Linked DNA regions of Homo sapiens: region 1 is linked to region 2. A link is a contact called in ENCODE Hi-C or POLR2A ChIA-PET data. All regions are on one chromosome and are shown on one strand. Each heading gives the region's core, a stretch centred on a gene start or an enhancer-like site at or near the end of the contact. The rest is flanking DNA. Distances are from core to core; before and after follow the strand shown. Region 1 overlaps DHX30 (DExH-box helicase 30). Region 2 holds the start of KIF9 (kinesin family member 9).

Region 1 (6,143 bases), core at 1,910-4,409, 540 kb before region 2:
TGAACCAAGGGGTTTGAGACTACCCTGAGCAACATAGCAAGAACCGGTCTCTACAAAAAATAAAAAAAATTAGACGAGTGTGGTGGCACCTGTCTGTAGTCCCAGCTACTTTGGAGGCTGAGGCGGGAGGATCACTTGATCCCAGGAGTTTGAGGTTACTGTGAGTTATGATTGTGCCACTGCACTCCAGCCTGGGTGACAGAGAGACTCTGACTCTGTCTCTACAAAAATAAATAAAATAAATGTTAAAAAATCATCCAGAATGGTTTGCTGGCATGCTTCTATGGTTCCAGAATCTATAAGACTGTAAGGGCAAGAATTATCATTAACTCTAACCCTCTGCAGTCCTTAGTCGATGGGGGCAAAAACCAAGGATCCGTATAGGCGCCTGTCTTAGATAAGATGGCACCTCATTTGCCCTGTGTTCCTCTTCCCTAAACCAGGCACGTGTATTCTGGCTCTTCTTCAAACCTAGCTTTGCTCTGAGTCTCTGCTGACCATTTTAATTCAGGAAACCCATTCTATGGCCTCCTTGACAAAGAAACCTAAGACAGAAAGGACAAACAGCCTCCTTTCTGAGTCATACCAATGTTTTTCCTTGCCACCAGCAGAGTTACCTTTTTCTTCGGTCCATTTGTGTGCACGTAGACTAGTTTGTCTTTTGCATGTGAGATGCCGAGGGCTCTTCCAATCACACTGTTGAGAAGATTTTTGGGCTGTGGGAACTCTTTTAATAGGTCCCTAGAAGCTAAGAAAATAAGAACAAAAGCATTACAGTTGTTCTTTTTCTTTTAAAAACTCCATGGGGTGTGTATCAGGGCAACCCTGGGCTGGATTCTGAGGATGTTGGCTCATGACCCCAAACCACCCAGGAGCATCTTGGAAAAGAAAAGAGGAATGACTTCAGGGTTTACAGGGAAGAGTGGGGCCAGACCCACTTGAATAACCATCTCCTGAAGAAGGGCCAATGACCCACACACCACAGAAGGGATCCTACCAGCATCCTCTTCTCCGCCCAATCTCCTCATTTCATACATCACCTACAAAAGCCTGGTTGGTCAATAAACCCCCCAGTCTGATGTCTGAAAGAAGACACTAAACAAACAAGCAAGCAAAAAATACAAAAACAAAAATCCACCACACACACAAACTGGAGATCAAGACAATGCAAGGCTCTTCCTAAAATAAGACACACACACGAGAGACCTGGCCCCATGTATCTCAAGTGATGAGATCCAGATGCTGAATACCAGGCCCCAGCTCTCAACCGTATCTAAGCACACTGCAAAAGACTCCCACAGAACCAAACTATGTGTGGGGACTGATTAAAGACCTCTACATCTGGCTGGGCGTGGTGGCTCACGCCTGTAATCCCAGCACTTTGGGAGGCCAAGGCGGGTGGATCACAAGGTCAGGAGTTTGACAACCTGGCCAACATAGTGAAACCTTGTGAAACCTCGTCTCTACTAAAAATACAAAAAATTAGCCAGGCCTGGTGGCAGGCGCCTGTAGTCCCAGCTACTTGGGAGGCTGAAGCAGGAGAATCGCTTGAACCCGGGAGGCGGAGGTTGTAGTGAGGCAAGATCGCGCCACTGCAATCCAGCCTGGGCAACAAGAGTGAAACTCCATCTCAAAAAAAAAAAAAAAAAAGAAAGAAAACCTCTACATCTGAGCAGGCATGAATTACTCCTCCCCCAAGTTCTCTGGAATCAAGGGGAAAATTGATGCATCAGATACCATGAGAGGTACCTCGCTTCTTTTTCTTGTTTTTTGGATTAATCTCAGAGCAGAAAGGGAAGAGATATCTACCTAGGGTAAGCTTGTACCAGACACAAGGCTTAACCAGGTCATGAAGAGGTCTGCTAGGAACATGGGGGGCCATATCATTCTCCACTCTAGCCTCTGGCAGCTCCAAAAGGAGCTGTATATATGCACATGTGCACCTGCGTGTACACTGATCACCTGGGGAGCTTTTTCACCGCATGGACATCCAGCTCCCCACAGGGGACCTGAGAATGGGAGCGATGTTGGAGGCGACTCTATATTTTCAAAAAGTGCTTCCAAGCGTTCTGATGTAACTCTGCTGCCTGGTTTGAGACTGTTTCCTTGGGACAGACTCCTGTGTCAAGTGGCCAGGATGGAGGACACCTGATCCTGTCTCCCTCTAAGCGGTAACTTGTAAAGCAACTAAGAGTCAAGCAGTTAAGCAGTTAAGAAACCATATCTAAGTGGACTTGGCCGGGGCGGGGGGGGTTTCGTCACAGAGGGACCCAACTTCGAGTAGCCCATTACACCCACTGGTTTAACAATAGAGCTGCACTGAGACCACCACCCCGCCCCCACCTTCAGCTCTATAAGGTTGGTGGAGGCTGGCGCTCTCTACCCATCCTTGATGCTTTCAACAGTTTTATCCTCTGCACTATTTGGGAGGCACAAAGCTGGAATCCACCAGAACAGTCATTCTGTCTCTATTTGAGATCCTGATGTCCCAGGAGTTACTTTGGGCTATTTCTCACACTGGTGAGGGCATGCTTGTCCCTAGAAGCTCTAGCCCTTGGCCACTCATCCTGGCAGGAGTTGGACTTTTACTCGTTTTCCCCACTCCCTCGAGGTCTCGCACCTCTCACCTATTCTTGCCGGGAGCAGGTACTCTAAGGGTCCATTCGGGCCTGTGCCACGCTAAGCTTTACAAACAGCAAGGCCGCTGCCCGCCGACGGATGGCGAACTTGGCCACTATGGAAGAGAGGACCCCCGGCCGCCAGGCCCGATTTCGGCCCGCGCCCCTAGCTCTGCCATCCCAGGAGTCAAGGGCGCTGCGGACCGCCCGCCCCCGCCGATGCCCTCACCGTTCACCAAGCTTCCGTCGCCTTCCCCAGGCCCGCCGGGGGCCATCCCTGACTCGGCCTCGGCGGCTTCCTTGGTGTGGTCGGGGTGGGCGCAGCTTGAAGAGAAGCCGCGCGAGCGACCCTGTCGCCCAGCAGCGCGGGGACCCAGCGGCTGCAGGCGCGGAGAGATGCCGGCGGCCAGCGCCATGAGTCTCCTAGCGGCCGCCATCGTGCTCCCGCCGACCCCGAGGCCTGTGCGCGGCAGGGACCGGGCGAAGAGAACGGGAGCGGCCGGCCCGAGCGCCGCGCGCCCCCTGCGGGCCGGGCGGACCCGAAGCCCAAGCCTAGGCGAGGGCATCAGCAGCCCGTCCTCGCTCACCACAGCCCTGGGCCTTCAGTAGGCGGGCTCGGCGCTGCCCAGGGCTAGGACCCTGCAGAGCTCACTCTCCAGCAAATCTAAACCAGCAGTCGTGTGGATGGAAGGCAGGAAGATGGAATGAGGCTGTTGGGGGGAAAATAATGCTAGGCCTTAGCTCAATGTCATCTAAGGAAGCGAAGTTAGTTCCCTCTAGGTCCTACCAATTGTTCCTAACTACCTCTCACGTGCCTCTGGCAAATTGGCAGCCCCATCTTATTTAACGGCTTACAAAGTAAACCTGGTGAAGATCTGGAGCCAGGGCCAGGCGCCGTGGCTCATGCCTGCAATCCCAACACTTTGGGAGGTTGAGGCGGATGGATCCCCTGAGCCCAGGATTTTGAGACCAGTCTGGGCAGCATAGTGAAACCCCAACTCTATTAAAAGTTTAAAAAACGAAAAAGAAAATCTGGAGCCAGGCCAAGGAAGACCTCTTCAGGAAACAGATTTAATCCCCAGGGCTGGAGGGGAAGGTGAAAACACCCAGCTTTGGAAACTGCCAAGAATTGAGCTGGTCCAGCGTAAAGTCCAGCAGTGAAAGTGCTGTTCCTCGCCAGGCGCAGTGGCTCACGCCTGTAATCCCAGCACTTTCGGAAGCCGAGGCAGGCAGATCACCTGAGGTCAGGAGTTCGAGACCAGCCTGGCCAACATGGTGAAACCCCATCTCTACTAAAAATACAAAAATTAGCCGGGCATAGTGTCGCGCGCCTGTAATCCCAGCTACTCGGGAGGCTGAGGCAGGAGAATCGCTTGAACCCAGGAGGCGGAGGTTGCAGTAAGCCAAGATCATGCCACTGCACTTCAGCCTGGGTGACAGAGCAAGGCTCCATCTCAAAAAAAAAAAAAAAAAAAAAAAAGGAAAAGAAAATGGTATCTGAAAGCTGAAGGAGACAACAGTCTAGACAGAAAGGCCCCACCTGGACAGCAGGACCCAAGCCCTTTGTGGCACTTGAGGAAGCCCTCAGGATAGCACTCTTTTCTGACAGCCATTTGGCATAAGGCTGAAATGCCATGATTTCTTAGTTGCCTCTAAAGAAGCCAAAATGAAGAGCTATACACAAAGCAACACTGGCCATGAGTTGTTAATTGTTGAAGCTGGGTGACAGGTACTTGCAGGTTCATTATACTATTTTTTCTAGTTTACAACACATGTGTTGAACAGATGTTTAGATTTTTATGTTAAAAAAAAATCAGCCAGGCGCAGTGGCTCATGCCTGTAATCCCAGCACTCTGGGAGGCTGAGGCAGGCGGATCATGAGGTCAGGGTATCAAGACCATCCTGGTCAACATGGTGAAACCCCATCTCTACTAAAAATACAAAAATTAGCTGGGCATGGTGGCACGCGCCTGTAGTCCCAGCTACTTGGGAGGCTGAGGCAGGAGAATTGCTTGAACCCGGGAGGCGGAGGTTGCAGTGAGCCGAGATTGCGCCACTGCACTCCAGCCTGGCAACAGAGTGAGACTCCGTCTCAAAAAGACAAAAAAAAAAAAAAAAACAACAACCAGGGATGCCAACCAACTAGTTTGTTCCCAGGGGGGTCTTTGTCTCGGTTTGGTTGTGTCCCCACCCAAATCTCATCTTGAATTGTAGCCCCCATAATTCCCATGTGTCATGGGAGGGACGTGGTTGGGAGGTCATTGAATCATGGGGGTGGTTTCTCCCATATTGTTCTCATAGTAGTGAGTAAGTCTCAAGAGATCTGATAGATTAATAAGGGGAAACCCCTTTCTTTTCTTTCTTTTCTTTTTTTTTTTTTTTTTGAGATGGAGTCTCGCTCTGTTGCCCAGGCTGGAGTGCAGTGGTGCAATCTCGGCTCACTGCAAGCTCCACCTCCCAGGTTCACACCATTATCCTGGCTCAGCCCCCCAAGTAGCTGGGACTACAGGTGCCCGCCACCACACCCGGCTAATTTTTTGTATTTTTAGTAGAGACAGGGTTTCACTGTGTTAGCCAGGATGGTCTCGATCTCCTGACCTCATGATTCGCCTTCCTTGGCCTCTCAAAGTGCTGGGATTACGGGCGTGGGCCACTGCGCCTGGCCTTTCTTATTTTTTATGTTTATTTTTTTGAGACAGAGTCTTGTTCTGTCACCCAGGCTGGAATGCACTGGCACGATCTCGGCTCACTGCAACCTCTGCCTCCTGGGTTCAAGCGATTCTCCTGTCTCAGTCTCCCAAGCAGCTGGTACTACAGGTACGTGCCACCATGCCCAGCTAATTTTTGTATTTTTAGTAGAGACAGGGTTTCACCATATTGGCCAGGCTGGTCTTGAACTCCTGACCTCATGATCCACCCACCTCGGCCTCCCAAAGTGCTGGGATTACAGGCATGAGTTAACACACCCGGCTGGGAAAACCCCTTTCACTTGGTTCTGTCTTTCTCTCTTGTCTGCCACCATGTAAGATGTGCCTTTTGCCTTTCACCATGGTTGTGAGGCCTCTCCAGCCACATAGAACTGTGAATCCATTAAACCTTTTTTTCTTTATAAATTACCCAGTCTTGGGTATGTCTTTATCAGCAGCATGAAAATGGACTAATGCAGTCCCCTTTTCCTATTCATTTATTTCAACTGGGTTCTAACAGCAAGAGTCACCCTGAGCAAGTATTTCACCTCCACAAACCTCAATGACTCTTGTAAGATAAGGGCAACTCTTTACAGCAGCTCTTGGAACTCTTCTGCTTCTGTGTTCTTCTCCTCACTGGTCTAGAGCAGGAGTTGGAAAACTACAGCCTGCAGACCAAATCCAGACCCCTGCCTGTTGTTAGAAAGTTTTATTGGAACAGAGCCACACTCATTTACTATGTTATTTGCTATTATCTATGACTGCTTTCATTCTATAATGGCAGAGTCAAATAACTGCAACAGAAAGCATATGCCCCACACAGCGTAAAATATTTATT
Region 2 (6,162 bases), core at 2,274-4,773:
CTGGTTTGCATGCTCTTTCCCCGGTCCCACCATTATATTGCTACAGAGCTACTCCTTGGGCTCTACAATAAAGTTTTCAAAATCAGTGAAGTAAATGCTCTCTACAGTCCCGTCCAGCTCTAGCCCATGCGTTTATACTAGTCCTTCCCACTGAAGGCTTTTTATTAAAGAGAGAAAAAAATAAATATACTGGTCCTTATGTTCTAGATCCCTGAAGCTAACACAGCAATTCGGGCTGACCGTCTCAGTTGAAACTACGTCTGATTCTTTTTTTTTTTTTTTGAGACAGGGTCTTACTCTGTTGCCCAGGCTGGAGTGCAGTGGCACGATCTCGGCTCACTGCAGCCTCTGCCTCCCAGGCTCAAGTGATCCTCCCACCTCAGCCTCCTGAGCAGCTAAGAAAGACTAAAGGTACACACCACTACAGCTAATTTTTTGTAGAGATGGGGTTTCACCACGTTGCCCAAGCTGGTCTCAAACTCCTGAGTTCAATGCAATCCACCTGCCTCGGCCTCCCAAAGTGCTGGGATTACAGGCGTGAGCCACTGCACCCAGCCATGTCTGATAATTTACTTGTCCCTTTGAATGAACAAGCAATATTCTGCTAAAAGATTACCATATTCAGTATCTGCATTAAATGTACTATTAATACTTTATGTAGAAGTATCTGTGACCATCCCACGCTGCCACGCCCTTTTTGATTCCCTGTGTCTTGTAAGATTCCCCTGGTTCACCCTTACAGCCTAAATCTTTTTTTTTTTTTCCCCAATAGAGACGGGGTTTTGCCATGTTGCCCAGGCTGGTCTCAAACTCCTGGGTTCAAGCGATCCACTCGCCTTGGCCTTCCAAAGTGCTGGGATAATAGGCGTGAGCCACGGTGCCCAGCCTACAGCCTAAATTTTAATCTAGAAATTCACACCTATTACTGCTTTTCACTAGTCTCTATTTACACCAAGTGTTGCTGCCAAAACCGGATCATTTTTCTGCTTACAAGTTTCTAGTGGCCTTAACATCTTCTACCATGTAATCACTGTGGACAAAAACTTCTAATTTACTTTTACTTCCTCTGCTTCCTTTAGTCTAGCTCATTTTTTCTCAATTCTCTTGGTTCCTCTTTCCCATATGAGAAGATCTCACGCCTTCTCAGATCACTTCACTCCTCTCCTGGAAAAACAACCTCCTTCAGGAGGGGTTTAGAATGATGAAAAGGGCCGGGCTTGGTGGCTCACGCCTGTAATCCCAGCACTTTGGGAGGCTGAGGTGGGCGGATCACGAGGTCAGGAGCAGTCTGGCTAACGTAGTGAAACCCTGTCTCTACTAAAAACACACACAAAAATTAGCCGGGCGTGGTGGCGGGCGCCTGTAGTCCCAGCTACTTGGGAGGCTAAGGCAGGAGACTGGCTTGAAGCCAGGAGGTGGAGGTTGCAGTGAGCCAAGATCATGCCACTGCACTCCAGCCTGTGCCACACAGCGAGACTCTGTCTCAAAAAAATAAAAATAAAAGCAAAAAAACCGAGGCTTACAGAGATTAAGTAACTTGCTCAAGGTTACAACTAGGATTTTAATCCAAATCCTTCTGCTTTCAAAGCCATACTCAACCATCCTACTCTACCATCTCCAGAGGTCTGACTCAACTATGTTGCAGAAGAAAAGTTTCCTTAACCATGTAGAAAATAAGAAGAGCAGGCTGGGCGCGGTGACTCACGCGTGTAATTCTAGCACTTTGGGAGGCCGAGACAGGCAGACTGCTGAAGCTCAGGAGTTCGAGACCAGCCTGAGCAACATGGTGAAACCCTGTCTCTACTAAAAATAGAAAAAATTAGCCAGGGGTAGTGGTGCGCGCCTGTAGTCCCAGCTGCTGGGGAGGCTGAGGCAGGAGAATCGCTTGAACCCAGGAGAGAGAGTTTCAGTGAGCCAAGATAGCGCCACTGCACTCCAGCCTGGGCAACAGAACGAGACTCCGTCTCAAAAAAAAAAAAAAAAAGAAAAAAGAAAAGAAGAGCAAAAGAATCTCTGCATAGTTTTATTTTTTCTTTTATTTATTTATTTGTGTGTGTGTGTGTGTGTGAGAGAGACAGAGAGAAATAGGAGAAATAGGATCTTGCTGTGTTGCCCAGGCTGGAGTGCAGTGGTGTGATTACAACTCACTGCAGGCTTGACCTCCTAGGCTCAAGCGATCCTCCCACCTCACCCTCCTGAGTAGCTGGGACTACGGGCACAGGCTACCATGCCCAGACAATTTTTTATTATTTGTAGAGACAGGGTCTCCCTACATAGCCCAGGCTGGTCTCCAATTCCCCCACTCAAGTGATCCTCTCGCCTCTCAAAGTGCTGGGATTACAGGTGTGAGCCACCATGCCTGCCCTGTTTGTTTTTTAAACAGGGATCACGCACAGATGCTGAGAGCTTTCCAGCTAAAGCCCAACAGGGAGCCCCACTGATCATCTCCCCAACCGGACGTCTCCACATGGTTCGGTGGCTTGGCCAGGCAGCAGCACAGCATGCCTCTTCCTCATGAAAAGACCCAGGCACAGGAGGGAGGCTGGCTCTAGCGACCAGAATGCTGGTGGGGAACAGGTGGTTAAGATATCTTTCCCTCTTAATATCAGTCAGCATCCCTCTCCCCACGCGGCCAGCAGGCCCAGCCCCGGGGACCTTTGTGGTGGTGAGTGGTGCCTTCCAGTATGGGGCAGGGTGGCTTCCCACCTCAAAAATTTTCCAGAGAAGATTTTAAAAGCTCTTAAGAGACAAAGTAGTAATTCAACAATTAAGGGCAATGATTCCTAAGGAGAAGCCTTCTCTTCTAGAACAGCACAGCCAAGTTCGACAGGCACAAAGAAATATCTGTAGTGACAAGAGAAGGTTCTTCAGTGGTGCCCATCAGCATGTGGAGCCGGCCACCGCCCCTGCCTCCATAGAAGGTAAGTCCATTTTCTCTTGTCTGCATGACAGAAAAAGGAGGCTGTCACCCGTGTCTCCCACTCCAAGGGCCTAAGCGGCGCACCTCTCAACCTTTCCTTTCAAGGGCTGAAAGGTTGTCCTCTTCCTCTCCCCACTCGGCCCCGATCCCCTTTTGCTCGGCACCTCTCTCCCCACTACTCGGCCCCCCTCACACCTCTTCTCCCCACCCCTCTCCCTGCTAGACCTCTCTTTCTCTGTCCCCCGCCCCTTTTTACTCCCCGCTCGACCCCTTTTCCCTCAGCCCGCTGCCGCCCAGTCCGCGGTACCTTGAGGGTCACGTCGCACAGCTTGCCCTGCCGCCGGATCTCCTCCATGACGCCGTAGCCGCGACTAGGCAACTCAGACACGGAGAAGTGCACCAGATCCTCCAGCTCCTCCGCGCCGTCCTCCACCATCTTCCCCGGCCGCTGCAACTGCGCAGGCCTCGCCGGCCGGCTAGACACTAACCAGGGCGGGGCGATAGCGCACGCCGACAGCCGCTCGGAGCGCGGAGCAGCAATCGGACGGGCCTCCGCGGCCGCCGTAGTTGAATCTCCTCGGCGCCGGAAGCCCCGCCACTCCGCTTCCTGGTTCATGTGCGGCCTTCGTTCCCTCGCTATCTCGACCTTGACTTCGCATGTGCATCCGCCGAAGTCTTTCTAGATCAATCGGCCCCATCTCTCGTCTTCCCGATTCGGCCATGACCTCACCCGTATCCTCGACGTAGGACCTCGGACTTCATTTCCGCCACCCCGACACTTCCGGAATCCCCGGAAGCGACCCGTTGCCATGGCGACTATGTACACAGCCAGGCAGCCCCGCGTGGGGAGTGCAGGTGGTTTCGGTTGCGGCAGTCGCGTCCCGGGAGCGTCGCTGCCTGGTGAACGGTGAGCAGGGGCTGCTCGCCGGTGGGAGTGGGGAGACGGGAAAAGGGTGTGCGCCCGGACTGCTGAAAGTGGCTGGGGTCCAAAAACCGCTTTATCTGGGGGTTCCCAGCTGGGTCGCTCATCTCTGAAACCCAGGCGAAGGAGGGCTCGACGTCGCGGGAGTCCTTTCAACCTGACCGCGGCTTACGGTCTTCGGAGCTAATGTTCATTGGTCCCACAAAGGGGTCCCACGTCGCGTCCAGGACATAGAGGCCGTGAGGCAGGGAGCCAGAGGTCGTCTGGACTCTTCCGTACTAGTCAGTTTTCGAACTAGAGGGGGCTTTGGGATCACCAGTCGGAGCCCTTCGTGTTACAGGTGAGGAAACCTCTCCAGAGAGGGACCGGAATGGGTCCAAAGCCCACTGCCGCCCAGGCTCCACGCGGGGGTCCGGCACATTGGGTGAGAAAAAGGAGAAAGTCTAGTTTTGCCTGCATCCTAGTCTTGTTCAGCCAAGGCCAGGTGCAGTTGGACCCAGTGTTTTGGATTCGGGTGTTGGTGCTGCCGCTACGGGTAGCTATGAGGGTTCCCCATGACAGCCCCTCATCTGGACGGGAGCACTGGAAGATAGGGACCCACCTGGTGCCTTCCACCCCACCAAACGCTCCCTTTCCTCTTGTCTAGTCTTCATGGCTGCTTGTTGCCAATTCTGTTCATTCCCACTAAAGACAAATGAGGAAACCTCGAGCGCCTTAACACAGAAGTCTCCTGGTGGCCATTCAGAGACTTGCTTTGTTATACCAGAAATATCAAAGGGTGGTTCCCCAAGGAGAGACATTCCCCACAAGGTCCTGAGGGAGAAAGGGAGGGGGCCGGGCGCCGTGGCTCACGCCTGTAATCCTAGCACTTTGGGAGGCTGAGGTGAGCGGATTGCTTGAGCTCAGGAGTTCAAGACCAGCCTGGGCAACATGGCGAAACCCTGTCTCTACGAAAAATACAAAAATTACCCGGGCGTGGTGGTGCACGCCTGTAGTCCTAGCTACTTGCGGGGCTGAGGTGGGAGGATCGCTTGAACCCAGGATGTGGAGGCTACGGTGAACCGAGATTGTTTCACTGCACTCCAGCCTAGGTGACAGAGTGAGACCCTGTCACAAAAACAAATAAACAAAAAACAAAAACAAAAACAAAAAAAGCGTGTGGTGAGGTGCTGGATGTGGATTTTTGCACCTGGAAACCAAGTGTCCTCCTGGAAGGGCTGTGGGCTTTGGTTGGAGTTGTCATGGAAGGGGAGTGACATCATATGCCCCTTGGGACTCTCTCAGTAGTGACTGAAGATAGACCCACATATGAAGATTCAGCTGCCCTCTGACTTCCAGCCATTACCATCACCAACCACCGCCATTTCCTGAATACCTACTCTGTGCTGGGCTCTGCCCTGGACATTGTGAGGGGATTCAAAAGAGATAAAAAGCACAATCCTTGCCTTCAAGCAGCTTGTAATTTAATTTTGGGAACTGAAACCCACTCAAATGAAGCGACGTAAGAATGGTAACAAGCAGTATTTCAGTAAGTGCAAGATGGCATGGGGTCCCTAAATGTTTGGGTGTTAAAGGGCTGCTGAGTAGCAGGCTCACAAGACGGGTGTGCAAAGGAAGACTTTATTGCAGGTGGATATGGCTCCTGGCCTGCTTGGAGCCATGGTGTCAGCATGGGAGGGCCTTGGGAAGCATACATGGGGTGACTGCGTGTGCATGTGCATGTTGGCAAATAGCAGGGCAGAGAAGGGCCAGGCTCTGGAGGGAGAGTGATGCTTTTGCTTATTTGTTTTGTTTTGTTGAGACAGTCTCACGCTGTTGTCCAGGCTGGAGAGCAGTGGTGTGCCATCACTGCTCAAGTGATCCTCCTGCCTCAGCCTCCTGGGAAATTGGGACCACACGCGTGCACCACCACACTTGGCAAATTTTTAAAATTTTTTGTAGAGACAAGGTCTTGCTGTGTTACCCAAGCTGGTTCCTAATTCCTGGCCTCAAGCGATCCTCCCACATTGGCCTCCCAAAGGCTGGGATTACAGGCGTGAGCCACCATGCCCAGCTGAGGTTGATGCTCTGAACTGGCCTGTGCTACTCTTGTGCAGGGGCTTCAGGGAGAGAGGCCTGGGCACCTGCTCCCAGAGCTCCCCTGCTTCTTCATGGTCCCTTTCGGAGCATACCCTGGATGGCATCTGAATTTCCCTGGGCAGGAGAATGGGCCCTTGGATGTGAAGAGTGGTTCCCCGGTTCCCCAAGCTTTAGAAATTGAGTGTGAGGCTGAGGTGGGTGGATTGCTTGAACCCAGGAGTTTGAGACCAGCCTGGGCAAC

What was found. Hi-C counts contacts between places; a loop is a spot of excess contacts on that map. ChIA-PET counts read pairs that join two places held with the same protein, here RNA polymerase II (POLR2A). Pooled maps may share reads with other maps.
Region 1: a map of CD4-positive, alpha-beta T cell shows a loop between it and region 2 (3-fold over the local background). The contact joins the enhancer-like site here to the promoter of KIF9 in region 2. A Hi-C loop is called at or near these places in 1 of 168 maps with a recorded cell type or tissue (CD4-positive, alpha-beta T cell) and 5 of 50 pooled maps. POLR2A ChIA-PET finds 5 or more read pairs at or near these places in 1 of 52 experiments (PC-3).

Annotation. Positions count from the first base shown.
Region 1 is chr3:47,821,952-47,828,094 of GRCh38, reverse strand. It overlaps DHX30 (DExH-box helicase 30), which reads right to left. Exons shown (of 22, transcript NM_138615.3): 5 at 618-748. Among named protein-coding and RNA genes, the nearest start is that of DHX30, 22 kb to the right of the region's middle. RefSeq lists silencers at 3,000-3,289, 5,790-5,990. Within about 2 kb of position 3,159, at least 29 of the 41 ENCODE cell types and tissues checked have a DNase peak (open chromatin) inside an H3K27ac peak, as active enhancers do.
Region 2 is chr3:47,280,160-47,286,321 of GRCh38, reverse strand. It overlaps KIF9 (kinesin family member 9), which reads left to right and starts at 3,523. Exons shown (of 21, transcript NM_182902.4): 1 at 3,523-3,827. KLHL18 (kelch like family member 18) reads right to left here and starts at 3,378. Exons shown (of 10, transcript NM_025010.5): 1 at 3,228-3,378. The coding sequence starts at 3,356. RefSeq lists enhancers at 3,395-3,784, 3,000-4,199.